2 separate regions of the Homo sapiens genome follow, and region 1 is linked to region 2. A link is an interaction called in ENCODE POLR2A ChIA-PET data of the cell type or tissue named here. Cell type or tissue: OCI-LY7. All regions are shown on one strand.

The links. ChIA-PET counts read pairs that join two places held together with the same protein. Peaks named below come from ENCODE experiments on the same cell type or tissue, not always from the same donor. Only the 100,000 strongest peaks of a DNase experiment are listed, where the experiment ranks them.
Region 1: POLR2A ChIA-PET joins it to region 2 with 7 read pairs; 7 of 35 experiments call an interaction of 5 or more read pairs at or near these places.

The regions. Positions count from the first base shown.
Region 1 is chr2:60,383,775-60,386,274 of GRCh38, reverse strand. The region is part of intron 1 of MIR4432HG (MIR4432 host gene); the gene reads left to right. It also overlaps the pseudogene RNU1-32P. Among named protein-coding and RNA genes, the nearest start is that of MIR4432, 2.4 kb to the left of the region's middle. In OCI-LY7, no CTCF peak of the experiment used is centred here; no DNase peak of the experiment used is centred here.
Region 2 is chr2:60,544,147-60,546,646 of GRCh38, reverse strand. It overlaps BCL11A (BCL11 transcription factor A), which reads left to right. Exons shown (of 4, transcript NM_022893.4): 2 at 347-676. Among named protein-coding and RNA genes, the nearest start is that of BCL11A, 8.3 kb to the left of the region's middle. In OCI-LY7, no CTCF peak of the experiment used is centred here; a DNase peak (open chromatin) is centred at 1,446; H3K4me3 peaks cover 2,421 bases; H3K27ac peaks cover 2,500 bases.

The DNA.
Region 1 (2,500 bases), 160 kb after region 2:
TTGTTACTTAACCAAGTTCCCATCTTTGGTAAAAAGTGGGATTAAAATGCAGGTTTCTCATGTTCTCGACGGACAGATACCTTGGACTCCCTTTTCATTGCTTGCCGGAGGTGTGTAAGGGTGGTGGGTTGTAGCTTCTCCTGCCAGCTCTGCTGGAAAGCAGGTGGCTGGGAGTGGTAGGGGCAGCTTTTAGTTGGAGGGGCTCATAGAGAGAGTCTGTTCTCATCAGCTCTGTTCACAGAGTGCCCCTGAGCAGAACACCAGCTTTGCTGGGTGGCACATTAGCGCAGTGCCTAATGCCACGACGCCTTAGACAATGTCACTGTCACCACTAGCAGGAACCTGCCCCCTCCACTCTGCAACTTTCCTGTTTCATCACCCTTGAGCTATGAGGGTGTCCTCTAGCTATGAGCCAGAGGGTGTCCTCTAGGACCTAGCCACAGGGTAGGAGTCTGATACAAACCAGAAGACAACTGGTGAGAATTCCACGTATTTCCTTTATTAGTCACAAATCCACTGGTTGTACGTGGTAGAATTATCACTGGGACCAGCTTAAGAAGAAAGGAGGGCTGGGTGTTTATTGGTTCATGTGATCAGAGCATAAAATGCTTTTTTTTTTTTTTTTTTTTCCTGTTGGGGAAAATCCTAGTTTCCCTGTTCAGTCTCATGCCAATCCTTGGGCCAATCAGAGGGAGGGGGAAACTGTCCAGTTCAGTTCATGAGCCCTTTTCTCTGGCAGAAGGATGGGTAACTATGATTTTTTTTGTGCTAGAACTGCAAAATCAGAGTTAGGGGGCAAGATGCCCACGAAAGAGGAGGCTGCTCTTCTTGTAGACAGTTTGGTAAATGTCTAGGACATTTTCTATTGCTTTTCTTCTATACCTCCCTTCTTTGTCTGGGATATCATACACCTGGCCTGAGTCAAGGTGCTGACATAAGTCTCTGGTGAACTGCTGAACAGTTCCACTCCTTGTTCTTTCCAGGGTGCCCCATCCCATCTTAGGGCATCTAGGCTCAGATCCTGTCCTTTGCTCAGGCTTGGAGACCTCAAGTGATGTCACTAGGAACTATCCAGGATTGTAGAGGGGCTTTCAGCCCACAGAGTTTCTAACTGGCCACATTTGGAATTTTCCATTTAGCAGGACTTTCCCTCTGTGAACATCTGGTAGGATCCAAATCCTATCCCAATTCTGTGTTCTTTTTCAGACTTTCTGAACACTAAAAACATCTGTAGTTTTGCGAAAGGTTCTTTCACAATTTTATGATTGTAAATAGGCTAATTAGCCCAATCACTTGTTATTTTGTCATCTGCGTGGCACCACCTGGCCCTGGAGTATGTATCTCTCTGAGTACTAGGCAACGAGCAGAGCAGATGACCACCCTGACGAGACTTTGAATTAGGAATCTCATGACCCTGCCTTGGAACTCTGGCAGGGAAGTCCTCTCCTTCTTGATAGGAAAGGATGAAGGTTTGGGCACTTTCTAAAACAAATTTTTATTATTATTATTTTTAAAGCATGAATGCAGTTCCCCACTACCACAAATTATGCAGTCAGGTTTCCCACATTTGGGGAAATTGCAGGGGGTCAGCACATCCAGTGTGAAATGGATAAGCCTCATCCTCGGAAAACCACCTTTGCGGTCATGGTATCTCCCCTGCCAGTAAGTATATCTGAGAAAAATATTTTTAACAACAACTTAAAAAAGAAAACAAAACAAATTTCTGGTAACTACCATGTAACTCCATGGTAAATGATTCTCTCTCTGCTTCCTACCAGGTGACCCCAGTACCCAATGGTCTATCAGGTACTCGGTTCTGCCCAAGAAGCAATTCGGAGCTTTGCTAGGTTCCTTCTTGTAGTGTTCCAATCTGTCTTTCGCACTTGATCTTGTCTCTTCGGAGATGTCATAAACTCTCTAAGGACGGGAAGCCTATCTCCTATTTCTCTTTGTTAGGCATATGGTAGGCATTGATAAGTCTTCCTTGGCTAGGGAGCTATAATTGTAAGAGTGTGTGTGTGTGTGTGTGTGTGTGTGTGTGTGTGTGTGTTTTGGGGGGGGGACAGGGTTGGCAACTACAAGCAAATACTCTGAGATCCCTCTAGCCCTGATCTATTGGGAATACCTAAATCATATGTATGCAAGTTTTAATTCTTGGGTGAGGGGCTGTTTCCTAACTCTGCTGATTTCTAACTGCCCCTTTCCTGTAATTGCTGGGTCAATGCAAGTTCTCAGCTGCGCATTGGAAATGCCACTGCTTTCCATCACAGTGATGAATTTACATGGGAAAAACCTGAGGCCAAAGAGTTCTGGCTCTTACTCAGAGCCTTCCTACCAGTCACCTCCCAAAGTAAAAGAATAGTAACATACCTGACCTGTTCTTCTGGCTTCTCTAAAGCCAAATTCCAGCCTTGGTTAGGTTTCTGTTCATTTGGAAAATATCTGTATGAAATGTAGGTGCATGTCATGGAGGGGGCAGTGGGGAGTGAGTGAAGTGAGT
Region 2 (2,500 bases):
GTGTTAACTATTTAAGTAGCATTCTTTCTAAACTTACAAACCAGACACATTTGTTGCTGTGGGTGTGTGCATGGGTATATGTGTGTGTGTGTGTTCTCTGGAGTTATGCAAGGAAGACTGTTTTCTTTACATATGTGATGATTTGCCTCATTGACAAATTTGCTCTCTGGTTGATAACCTTCACATCCTTGTACTTTTTGTATGCTCACATTTTCTGGGTATTATATAGAGAAGCCTAGAAACACTTTACATGATGTGGTGGGATGGCATGGGGTTGAGATGTGCTTCTCCCCTTTCTGTCCTCTCTGGCACTCTAATAATTGTGCTTTTGTTTCTCCAACCACAGCCGAGCCTCTTGAAGCCATTCTTACAGATGATGAACCAGACCACGGCCCGTTGGGAGCTCCAGAAGGGGATCATGACCTCCTCACCTGTGGGCAGTGCCAGATGAACTTCCCATTGGGGGACATTCTTATTTTTATCGAGCACAAACGGAAACAATGCAATGGCAGCCTCTGCTTAGAAAAAGCTGTGGATAAGCCACCTTCCCCTTCACCAATCGAGATGAAAAAAGCATCCAATCCCGTGGAGGTTGGCATCCAGGTCACGCCAGAGGATGACGATTGTTTATCAACGTCATCTAGAGGAATTTGCCCCAAACAGGAACACATAGCAGGTAAATGAGAAGCAAGGAGAAAAGCTGTTTGCATGTTTTCTTTTCATTTTCAGAGGTGCTGTAGCCAAGCAGTAAGGAGTTGTGAAGTGCTTTCTCTATTACTCTATGTGACTGTCCATGACAGCCCTGTAATGTTAAAATAATCATTTCTGTTGCTTACGTCCAGAACACAGAAAAATAAATATTTTCCACCTCACTGAATCAGATGTAGGCAGGATAGGTACACACATCAGACACCTTCTCTCTGGATCTGTCGATTTTGGATTTCTTTTCTTCCCCATCCCCACCTTCTCATTTTGAAGTATTGAGCTTTACTACACCTAGTCCAGCTTCCATTGTCCATTTCCAGCCTTGGTGACGTGTCAGAGGCAAAGTGGCCATATAGGCATTTGCAGTTCAGCCAATGACTTGTTTGACTCAGAACATCTGGCCAGGCCTCCTTAGGGGTTCAGCTCGTTCTCAAGGCTTCCCTGAAGTAGAGTGGGCTGGCAGGGTAGTTGGAGGTGGTGGAAAGAGTTAACTGAGCTTCAGGGCTAGCCTTGGATCCATATTGGCTGTCAGCCCGGATGGGGCTGTAATTAAACACAGCCCCGTGGTGGGATGACACCATGACCTTGACTTTAAGATGCCATTTTCGACTGGCCAGGCCAGAGTAGAGAGGGCAGTTGCTGAAGCGCACAGACATGCTTACTCGAAAAGTTTAAGGGCATGTTGGAAATTTCAAAAGGTTGGTTTGACAGGAACGGCTGCTCCCTGCAGCCTGCCTCCTCAGCTAAATGATAAATGCTTCTCTGTGCTCTCTCTTGTCTCTGATGTGGTTTTGACAGATGTATCTTGATTTTGTTTGTGGTTTACACAGCCACATGTCACCCTTACAAATGTCCAGTCCAGACTCCACTGTTTCTGCTATAACACAATGTAAAAATTTTCTTGGAAAAATACACACACGTATTCAACAGCCCTCCCTCCTTTGGTTAATTTTAGCAGGGAGGCAGCTAGGTGTGTGGGTTTCTCGGCAGCTCAAGGGAAAAGGAATTAAAGGCTAGCAGTGGGACTTAAATTCCCTTCTCTAAGTGATAAACAGTAACACTATATAGTGACCCTCAAAACATTTTTTGCTTGAGCATGTTAGACAAAAGTCAATGCAGATTCTGTGATGACAGACATGCCATGCCTGTTGGTGGATCGCTTTCTTCCATCTACCTACCACCCAGCTCCCGAAAGGCAAGAGGTTTGTTCAGTTTTAGGAAAGGTAGTGCATATCATGAATTGATTCACTGGAACTTGTCTCTCCGACCTAGTTTGACCACAAAGTTGAACCATAATAGGTCAGTGGTCTAGAGGGGATTAAATGTCATATTATTTCTCCTCTCCCCCTCTAGAATTTGATCATTAAAACCAAACATGGCATTTTCTTTCTTTTTTTAGTGCTTTCTGTGATAGCACTCAGATACTTTCCCTTTAGTGAAATGGGAAATCTGCTGCTAGGGAAGCTGCATTTGTGGAGTGTATTTCTTGAATCCACCACATTTACCTTATGTGACATGTAGGTGAAGATTTTATCTCCCCTACCCCCCAGCAGGATGTGGGAATGACCATTTCCATGTGTTGTCTTGTGACTGGAAGGAAAATGAACAGAAGTGTAAGGCATGATTAATGAAGCAAGAGCAGGCGGAAGGGGATTTGTCGTCTTCGGAGATCCAAAGCCTTGCTAAATCACCAAATATGGAGTAACACTTGCGTGATGTAACATCGTATTTACATATCGAGCTGCTCGTTTAAAAGACAAAACACAGTGTCTGTCAAGCAAGAATTAAAACCACA